Linked DNA regions of Homo sapiens: region 1 is linked to region 2. A link is a loop called in an ENCODE intact Hi-C map of the cell type or tissue named here. Cell type or tissue: MCF 10A. All regions are shown on one strand. Links, peaks and the distances in the headings refer to the core of each region. The heading gives the core; the rest is flanking DNA.

Region 1 (5,376 bases), core at 100-5,099, 100 kb before region 2:
GCTCAAGGTGATCACCAATGTCTGATTGCTACCTTAGGCATAAATGGTTTAATTCTACCATCTTATTGACTTATTTTTTATGTTACTATTTTCAACATTTTAATAAGAATTTAAAAATATTCAGCAAAATTGAAAGTGTTTTATAATTTTTAATAAATACCTCTAGTCTATCATGAACCTTTTACTGCACTTGCTTTGTGGCATTTCTTAGCCTCTATCTTTTTCCATGCACATCAGAGCAAATGCAGACATTGTAAACATCCCCCTAAAATCTCAGCATGCATATTGTCATCTAGAGTTCAGTATTTGTTTACATTTTTTTCCTTTGAAGGTAAATATTACATGTAACAAAATGTCAAAATCTTAATAAAACCTTCTCCGTGTTTTGACGAATGCACACCTGTGAGGCCCAAACCTTTAAAAAGACGACATAGAGGCCGTCACGCGGAGGCCGTCACCCCACAAAGCTCCCTCATGGGCCTACCCGGCCAATCCTGGCCCCCAGCCCCCAGAGGCAGCCACTCTTGTTTTCATCTGTTTTACTTTTCCATCACAATTAGCCTTGCCTGACCTAGAACATCATGTCAAATGGGGTTGTGGAGTGTAAGCATTGTGTAGACGTCTTCTGCTCAGCAGGATGTTTCTGGGATTGAGCCGTGTCACTGCGCGTGGCAGGAGCTCCCGTCTCTCCATTGCCGAGTGCAGGTCTCTCCATTGCCGAGCGCCGCTCCAGCCTAGGGGCACAGCCTGTGCTGTGGTTCATCCATCCTCCCATGCCAGACCTGGCGCTGCTGCCTGCTTTGGCTATGCTGGGGGGAGCACAGCACAGGTGGTTCATCCATCCTCCTACACCAGACCCAGGCTACTTCCCGCTTTGGCTATGCTGGAGGGAGCTGCTGTGGACATTCACATGCGGGTATGCCATGGACACATATTCACTCCTCTTGGATGACATTGCTAGAAAGGCGTGTGCTGGGCACTCAGGCGAGTGTATCCTTAACATTTTCAAAAGTTGCTGGAATTTTTTCTCCCCAATAGTTGCACCATTTCACATGCCTAGCAAATAGGTAACAATTTCAGGGGAGGAGAGAGTGAGGGGGTGGTGAGAGATTGGTCAAGGGTATGAAGCTGTGGCTGGATGGCAGGAATAAGTTCAGGTGTTCCATTCCCTAGCAGGGTGACTAGAGTTAGCAATGGTGTATTACTGCTCACTTCAAAATTGCTGGAAGACGTTTTGGAATCTTCTCATCATCAAGAGGTGATTAGTGTTTAGGATGATAGATATACTGATTTCCTTGATGTGGTCATTACATGATTTATACACATGCGGAATCATCATGCCGTACTCTGTAACGTGTGCCTCACATCCTCAGCAACACCTGGTGTTGTGGGTCTTTTTAAGGTTTAGATATTCTGAGAGGCGTGTGGTGATTTCATACTGTGGATTTAATTGGTGTGTCCCTGATAGCTGATCATGTTACACGTTTCCTTGTGCTGACGACTGGCCATATCTTTCTCTCCTAAGTAAATGTTCAATTTTTTAAAAATTATGTTATCTTTCTAATATGCAGTTGGATGATTTCTCTATATATCCTGGAAACTAGTGCTTTGTTAGACACATGCTTTTCAGATATTTTATCTTTCTCTATGGCTTACCTATTTATGAATGATGTGTTTTAATAAACAAGTTTTACATTTTAATTATGTTCAATTTATCTATTTTTAATAGTTATTACTTTGTGTGCCCTCAGAAACCTTTGCCCAACCCTGAGTCACGCTGTTACTTTCCTTTGTTGTCTGTTTGCCACGCCTTGTTTTGGTCTCCCCAGCTTTTTCCCGTCTTCTGTTAAATTAACAGAATTTACTTTACTTCCTTTTTTTTTTCACTACTGGTTTTAATGCCAGGTCTAACCATAAGTTGGCTAAAGGTGGCCAGTATCTCTATTAATCTTCTGATTGTACAGAGACCCTGGGAATCTTCCATTCCAACTCTCTCCCCACCAAGCTATCCAATAAGCCACACTGCCCGGCCTCCTGGTGTCTCCTTGCTATGACGCCCTTCCCAGGGTCTCCCAGGTGTTTACAATGTCTTCACTCTTTTGCCTCTGACCTCTGACTCACGGGTTCAATATTTTCTCACTCAGGTGTATCCTTTCAATGAGGGCGAATTCTTTCAGGATTTTTCAGTGAGGTTTCCTGAGTCATACCTTCTCTCAGGTCTTTGAATGTGCCACTGTTTTCCCTCAGTCTGGATTGACAACTGAATTCTAAATTGACAGTTAATCTTCCCTTGGTGCTATGAGATACCCCAAGGTCTGCTGGTACCCATGGCATGGGCTAGGAGTCTGCAATCAGGCTAGCTGGTAGATGATGTTCCTTTTCTCACTGTTACTTTTGCACAAAGCAACAAGAGGTTTTTCTCCTGTAGCCATTCATTGTTTCAAAGGCATTTGAGGTCTGCTTTTCATTTTATATCAGATTTTCTTGTTTTTCATGGCACTTCATTAAATCATGTAATAAAAAAATAATAGCAGTACACAGGTTTGGAAATACAGCCAGCTGAGCTGATTCATGAACACACAATGGGTGGGGCGGAGCAGTGCGGGCATCCAGAGGTGCAGCCAGCATATGTGGGCACTGATGCTCTGTACGCCCATCAGCACACCTTGGGGTTGGATGGGAAGCGTGTGTGAGTTGGTTCTGGGCTTTAGTGGGGTTACTGGAGGGAGCGGCATAGTGCTGATTTTATAGTCTTTGTCAGACAGTTCAGTCATCTCTACTTCTGAGGGCATGCATTCTCCCCTGCTCTCAACTCCCCATCTCTCTCTCCTGTCCATTGTTGCCTGGGGACTTACCTTTGAAGAGGGGTTTTCTGCAGGAGTTCTGCCTGCTGTAGCCTGGGAAATCTTTCTCCCTACAATTTCACATTGAAGTCGGCCAGGACGTTTGCAGTTTCACTGGATTCAGACCCTTTTTGTTTTCATTTTTCATTTACATTCTAAACAAGGTGGGTGGTATTAATTCAGACACCACACCCATACATGGCCAGATCTGGGCTCCTGCAGGTTACAGGGGGATGCTTTTCCCTTGGAGAGACTCACATGGGGGTGGGGTCCCCTGATACTTCCCATCAGCACCTGGCTCTATGCAGGGGCCTCAGGACCTTTCCTGACTGGAAGCTTGTACCATCTGGCGTCCCTGTCACCTGCCTCTGTAGGCCTCAGGGCTGCAGCTGCCCGGGTTGTTGTTTTGAGTCGTGTCTTTGCTTCTGGCTCCTAGGAATGTCCCTTCCTCTCATGCTGGAACACGTATTTGCGTTGGGGGGACTACGTTTCACGAGCTGCGTGCCTGTTGGCCGTCCTGCCAGTTCAGCTTACTCTGCATAGTAACTGGAGCTTTTCTCGTCAGGGAGTTGACCTTTATGTGGCCTACCATGCACCGCACGCTTGCTCCACACTCAGGACACATGACACACACTCCATGAGGAGATACAAGCTCCTGACCTCACGTGGCTTCCTGTCTAAAGGGAGAAAATGCAATAAATTAAAGTCTAGGACTCTACCTGTTAATTAGCGATGGGCTGAGTCTACAGAAGGAAACGATCCCAAGTGCAGGTCTGGGGAGTGAACATGGAGGGTCCCGGGAATGGCGGATGCAGAGGAACCGTGGGGCAGGAGGGGTGGTGGGCACGGTGTCCATTCCAGGCAAAGAGCCAGCCCCAACTAGCACAGGGACCTCCCAAAACTTCAGCCTAGGATTTAGCAGAGCAACCTCTGCTGTGAGATCACAAGCATCGGCCACATGCGAGCTCTGGGAAGAATGTTATTAATATTTTTGTGTCTAAGGATTTAAAATTATCACGTGGATTTTTAACTTGCTAGGGCAGTGCCTATGGTATTGACACTTACATGAAGGCTCAGCCTTGACTTTAAACGGTGGAAGCGTCTCTCCTCTTGATGTGGCGGCAGGAAGTGTCTCCCACGCGAGGACTCTGTGCTAAACGTGTGACTGTCGCCCCCATTGTGAGTCTTTTGGGCTTCGCTCCCTCGATTGGATCCCGTCATTCAACAAGGGGACTTTTAAGACATCATGAAGACCTCAAATCTTCTGACGTGAAGTTAGGGAGATTATCCTAGGTGTACCTGAGCTAACCCAGGTGCCTTTAGGAGAAAGCAGAGGGGTCACCCCCGCTGGTGTTGAAGACATACCTGGCAGGGTTTTGAGAGAAGTAGACCAGGGGCAAGGGCCTGATTCCTGCCAGCACTTGGTGAACTTGGAAGAGGCTCCAGAGCTCAGATGCGACCCGACCCTGGCAGGTGCTGACTTCAGCCTGGTGAGACCCTGAGCAGAGGACTCAGTGCAGCCCCACCTGGCTCCCAAACACGGTGCTGTGAGCAGACACACGGGGGTCTTTAGCCACTGAATTTCCATGGCTTCTTACACAGCAAGATGAAGCTAGCATGGTGTCTTGGTCCCTTCAGCCTGTATGACAAGAATGCTGCAGACTGGGCAAATTATCGATGCCAGGACTCCATCCCTCACAGTTCCGGAGGTTTGGGGGGTCGATATCATGGCACTGTACACTGGGCATCTGGTGAGCCTTCCTATAAGCAGATGTGGCCCCCCTGCTGCGTCTTCCCACAGTGGAAGGGCAGACAGGCTCCCCCAGGCTTCTTCTGTAAGGGGACGAATCCATCCTTTCATGGGGGAAGGAGCACTATCTCCCCAGGTCCCCTCATCACTCTCACCTCCCCCTGGGTCTCCACATCACTCACTTCCCCCCGGGTCCCCACATCACTCTCACCTCCCCCCGGGTCTCCGCATCACTCTCACCTCCCCCTGGGGTCCCCACATCACTCTCACCTCCCCCTGGGGTCTTGGAATGGAGAGACAGGTGAGGGAGTGAGGGACTCTCTGGGGAAGTCAGCAGCTCCCTCCTCGTCAGGCTGCATGAGGCCTTGGTTCAGGGTTTGTACTTAGTGTCTTGGTGTTGGAGAGAGCCTTCCCCACTGCAGGAGGCACTCCCTGGGCAGAGACTGCACGCACAGATATGGACGCTCACATCTAGGGCCTAAAGCAGGCAGGGAGAAGATGACACCATTTTTTACAAAACACATTGTGCTTTTATTTTAACTTAATTTTAATATTACTTTTATTATAAAGTTATAAATAACTGTATTTTATTATTACAAAACTTTTTTCCCAGCTTCATGTATGATGAATAAAAATGGTGTATATGCAGGGTGTACAGCATGATGATTTGATGTCTGTCCACAGTGTGAAATCATCACCACAACCAAGCCAAGTGCATCCATCGCTCAGGCAGTCACCATGGTGTGAGTGCGGTGAGACGGCTTTGATCTGGCTCTCAGCCAC
Region 2 (5,376 bases), core at 109-5,108:
CAACAAAACAAAACAAAACAAACCCCCTAAGCCAGGGCGCCTTGGATGGTTCACTTGGCATGGTCATCTTGCATTCCATCTGCCCAGAAACATGCTGTTTTTTAAAAAAATCTCTATTCCTAATATTAAAAACCCCAGGCTATAGGATGAAGTTTTCATCTGCTCTCCCCACACTGTTCTAGGAAACTGCCTTTTCGTGCAATAATAATATTAGCTACTACTAATGGGAGTTGCACTGTTAGGATGACTAGGGAATGCCTTATCCCCTTCATCTGTTAGCGGGGCGGGAGTTGCTATTAAAAATGCCATATTTATTTATTATTCCTGATATTTAAAACCTGATATAATCTTTAGGATCTACTTAAGTCGCTGAATTTGGATCCCATGTGGAGGTCCTGTTAATAAAAAACGAGTGTTTCCATTTCCTTACTCTCTATCTCATTCAGTCCAACACTGGCTACTCTTCTTATACCTTAATTTTATATACATAATATTATTTATAAATGTGTAAGATATATTAATAGAATATATATTCTTCTAACAGCCCTAGTTATAATATATATACATATACACATACGTATGTATATGTACATATACACCATATATATGTATACATGTGTGCATTTTATGTGTATTTTATATACACACACACAAACAGCAGAATTCCTCTTGCTTTTCTCCACTCCTCACATTTATGCAGTCTCCCTTGCTAGATTATTGTAAGTTATAATTGAAACATTTCATATTAAAGGAAAGGGCTAAATATATTTAACTTATGCATATAATGTTGTGTAAACAAAATGTGTACCAATAAGCAAGAAGGACTGGATAATATTTGCTGACCATGGTAAAATAGCTGACCCTTTGCAACGCAAATCCTCTTTATTTACTAACGGCAAGGTAAGGAAATGGTTCACGCTGAGGCTAAGCAGAAGAGAGGGGCGAATCAGGACAAAGCTGGTTTTCCCTGGCAGTGAAGGGTGCGCTTTGGCGTCAAGCTCTGCCTCCTTTTTTTGTATTTACACATTTAAAAGCATATGCCTTTCATTTCTATTATTAGGGTGTCAACAGCTATACGTAGAGCCTTTTTCATGTTTTTTTTTTTTTGTGGTGCTTACAATTCATGGTAAAGTATTTGTTTCCTGAAGAAATGAATGCCAAAACCCCCGAGTTACACAGATCACATATGACATAGCTGTGATATGGGAACAGTTAATACCCAGCTTATTTCAGTACATTCTCTCAAGAGCCCGGCTTTCTGTTTTGATTGGAATGCATGCACTAACGTGTGAACACAGCCTCATCTTTCCCAGTCACCTTTCCAGGTATTCACGAGGCCCAGATGAGACCAAATTCTGTGTGCCCACAAACATGTACCAAACAAGCCAAAATATCTGTGGAAAATATGACATCTGGTCAAATTGGTTATAAAAATATTGTTTGTAAATCTTCCTCCTCTCCCCTCCTCTCTCCCCTCTCCCATCTCTCGTCTCTTTTTGAGATGGAGTCTTGCTCTGTCTCTCAGGCTTGAGTGTAATGGTGCAATCTCTGCTCACTGCAACCTCCCCCTCCCGGGTTCAAGCGATTCTCCTGCCTCAGCCTCCAGAGTAGCTGTGATTACCGGTGCTCACCACGACGCCTGGCTAATTTTTGTATTTTAGTAGAGATGGGGTTTCACCGTGTTGGCCAGGCCGGTCTCGAACTCCTGACCTCAAGTGATCCGCCCGCCGCGGCCGCGGCCTCCCAAAGTGCTGGGATTACAGGCGTGAGCCACCGCGCCCGGTCAAAGATACTGTTTGTAAATCTAAACCCCATGTATTTCTTTATGTTTATTTCCAACTCATGTGGCTTACACATATGTCTGGTAGTGTACATGTAGTTTAAAAGAAGCACTCACTAAAAAGAAAGTAAAAATATGTGTAGAAAAATGAGACACGTTTATAACAGTAACTTTTTTCCTAGTGAAAATAATGCGCATTAGTCAAATTTTGAATTTGGAAAAAAATCCCAAAAACGAATCAATTTATTAGATTTTTCACAATATTAGATTAAAAATAAGTTAAAACACTGCACTGTTGAAAAGCGGCATTTGCCCAGGCGTTTCCTCTTTACAGACGAGTCAGTGTCTTTGCCGTTTGGAACCTTGTCTTCACTATGGGATGGCACTTGATCGAGGCGGCCCCGCAGCCTGTTCCGCGGTGCTGGCGTCTCCCTCTCCCTGGCGAGGCTGCCCCGAACCCCTCTGCACCCTCCCTCCAGGTACCGCCCCTGGGAGGTCCGGTGGGGACCACGGCCCGCGACGGCCGCCGCACAGCCACCTCCCGGCGCGTGCAGTGCGGGCCCGGAGCCAACAGGTGGCACAAACGCATTTGACTTGGGCATCGATCGCCGCGCCCGCCCGGGGCCGCACCTCCGCCGCCAGCGTCCCTCCAGCCCGGCCCCGATGCCGCGCAGGCGCAGTGCTCTTCTCTCCGCGGGCCGGGCCGGGTCAGGGTCAGGATCTGACCCGAGTCTGGGTCAAGCCATGGCGGGCGGCAGGCAGCGGACGGCGGCGCCCAGGCAGTGCGCCCTCTGCTGGCCACTCGTGTACACGCTGGCTCCAGCCAGTGCTGCACTCCTGGCAGACAGGGGCCGGGCAGGGGCCGGGCAGGGCTGGGCTGGGCTGGGCTGGGCTGGGCTGGGCTGGGCAGGGCAGGGCTGGGCTGGGCTGGGCAGGGGCTTGAGCAGGGTTGGGCAGGGGCTGGACAGGGGTTTGGGCTGGGCAGGGCAGGGCTGGGCAGGGGCTTGGCAAGGCTAGGCTGAGCTGGACAGGGGTTTGGCAGGGGTTGGGCAGGGCGGGGCCTGGGCAGAGCTGAGCAGGGCTGGGCAGGAGCCAAAGAGGGGCTGGACAGAGGTTTGGGCTGGGGGGATGGAGGGGGGCTGGTCCCCTGCTGGTCCCCAGGATGAATGAGAATCCAGAGTAGAAAGGCTGCATTATTATTACCATTATTATTTGAGGAGTATCAAGTGCTTCATTTAAACACCTTCCCCAGTCCCTTCCCACAGTGCAGGGAGCTTAGGAACACGCAGCTCGGGAGCTGGCACCTGCCTCCCCACCCCCTTCCTTCTGGAAGGCTCCTGTCTGAGCCAGCGCCAGCAGGAGGGGCCCGAGCTGGGAAGGGAGGCCTGTCACTCGGAGGTTCCAACTCACTGGAGAGGAGCCTCGCCTCAACTTGTTTTTAATGTGTCAAATCGCAAAGTCACTTCCCAGCAATAAGGTGTGAAGGGGTTACAGCCTCCCGAGGGCCCTCCAGGAGGCTGTGGCACAGGCCTTTGTTTTCTGCCTGGCAGAGTGATGGGCCTGCTTCCACCCGGCATGCCTCAGCCCACAATTTGTCACTTAGGAAGCCTCTCTTGTGAAGTTTACACCTGCCTTGATCGCTGTTAGTGGTGCCCTGCCTTAGGGGGCACCTTATAGCTTCCGAGGTCCCTCCCTGGCCCATCCCCACAAGCCTGGGTTTGTGAGACGGGCTTTCCCTGCAGCCCTTTCCAAAGCCCCGTATGTCTTGTACCCATTTCCCCAAGCCCACACCCAGAAAGGGGATATTGGGGGGCCCCACGGTGTTCTGACAAAACAGGACCTCAATTCGGACCTGGTTAACTTTCTGGCTGTTATAGTCAGAACAGATTTGTCTCTAGGAGAACTCGGCACCCTCCATTCTGCTCGTAGGCAGCAAGCCTTGCCGTAGCCCCATGGAGAGGCGCCGAGTAGAGCAGATGGCCTTTACCGGGGCCTGTTCTGTACTGCGTGCTAAGCTACACACAGTCCTTCGTACATCACAATATGGCTCTATTGTTGTTTACATTTTACAGATCAGGGAATTGAGGCTTAAGGTGACTAGCTTTCCTGTAGCTGAGCGAAGCCATCAGGCTAGGTATGCTTACCCTAGAGCCTCGGCGTGTGGGCAGATTCTACTTGCCCCTTGGAGAAGGGGGGCTCGATGGGCTCTGCCGTAACAGAGGGGAGGGGTCAGCCCTTGTGGCCTCAAGTTAGGATACATGGGGCTCAGGTCTCTTCAATCCTGTTCTTTTGCCAGAAATGAACCCCCATTATCTCCAATGGACTCCCAGAGCTGCTCCTGTTTTATCTCCGACACCCATCTCCTTCTTGCCCAAGTCTGAAGGAGGCTCAGCATCTGGGAAGGCACTCAGGACGGGGCAGGGGTCTCAAGGCAGGGGACGCAGACATAGTCATTTTAGTGTGAAAGAGCTATTCTGAGCATCGATTAAATAAACCACCAGAAACTAAAACAGGATTCTAGATCTCATCTGCACTAACATTGTAAGTGCTTTATATGTTTTCACCCAAAATGACTGAATTTGGAAAGAATGGATTAAATGGGATTGAAAGAGGGCAAAAGATAAAGGATTTCAAATTTCATCTTTGCATCTAAATTTCAGGCTATTTAAGGACAAGGTCCAAACCGTCATAGTAGCTAAGGGAATATCTGTTGAACAATGAATGCGCCTGATTTTGTCTGGCAGAGTGAATTTATGAGGTTGACATTTTAAGAAGTCAAAATTTTAGCTCATTTCAAACAGTGGAGCATAGCTAAAGCCTTGTTCCTTCTGGTAGCAGTCCCTCCAGATTGAAGTCTGACTTTGAGGTAGTATTGACCTTTTATAAGTCCCTGTGAAATGCAAGGTCTGATGCTTTGGGAAAGCACACAGTCAAATATTTTTTTCTCTTTAATTGATACCACTTAAAAATTCATGCAAGGGCTGGAACATTAATTGCCAATTATTTTCATAGAAATTTTTAAGAAAAACGTGAAAACCAAATAGAAGGGATATAAACAGTCAAAGCAAGAAAGGAAATTTGGAACACCCGGTACGGTTTAGGAACGTGTGGAGCCTCAGGGTGAGTCAAGATGCACAAATTAATAAAATAAAAAAATGAAAACACCAGTTTTCACGCACCAAATCGGCACGTCCACTTTTGTGGTGGCGCTTAGTGTTGGTGACGGTGCAGCGGCACAGCCCGTCCGTGGGTGGCTGGTGGAGGTGTCGGTCAGCTCTGCGTCCGTGGAAAGCAATTTGGCCACGCTTATCATGAACACTCTCTTCCGTTGCTTTGACCCAATAATTCCCCGTCTAGAAAAAGAAAAGTATCACAAGGAAACCAGAAAGTCACATTTATGTAACTGTCATCACAGTATAATTTACAATAAGGGAAAAGCTGGGAACAACCCACTTTTGTAAGAGCAGAGGTGCTAAACTAAATATAGTGACCCAGGCTATAAGTCGGCAGCGTTTCAGAGACGTAGACGGAGCCGAGCACTGCGGTGCTAAGTGAGAAAGGCAAGATGAAAAGCTACAAAAACGGAACACTTGTGA

What was found. Peaks named below come from ENCODE experiments on the same cell type or tissue, not always from the same donor. Only the 100,000 strongest peaks of a DNase experiment are listed, where the experiment ranks them.
Region 1: it touches region 2 in a loop (2.6-fold over the local background); 2 of 110 quality-filtered maps call a loop at or near these places.

The regions. Positions count from the first base shown.
Region 1 is chr5:1,934,493-1,939,868 of GRCh38, forward strand. It overlaps LOC124901165 (keratin-associated protein 5-5-like), which reads left to right. Exons shown (of 5, transcript XM_047418003.1): 3 at 5,278-5,376. The region is part of intron 2 of LOC105374618 (a long non-coding RNA gene); the gene reads left to right. Among named protein-coding and RNA genes, the nearest start is that of CTD-2194D22.4, 50 kb to the left of the region's middle. In MCF 10A, for the core only: no CTCF peak of the experiment used is centred there; a DNase peak (open chromatin) is centred at 2,119.
Region 2 is chr5:2,036,243-2,041,618 of GRCh38, forward strand. All of the region lies in intron 2 of LOC105374618 (a long non-coding RNA gene), which reads left to right. Among named protein-coding and RNA genes, the nearest start is that of CTD-2194D22.4, 150 kb to the left of the region's middle. RefSeq lists a silencer at 2,223-2,692. In MCF 10A, for the core only: a CTCF peak has its summit at 2,523 (motif pointing left); a DNase peak (open chromatin) is centred at 2,559.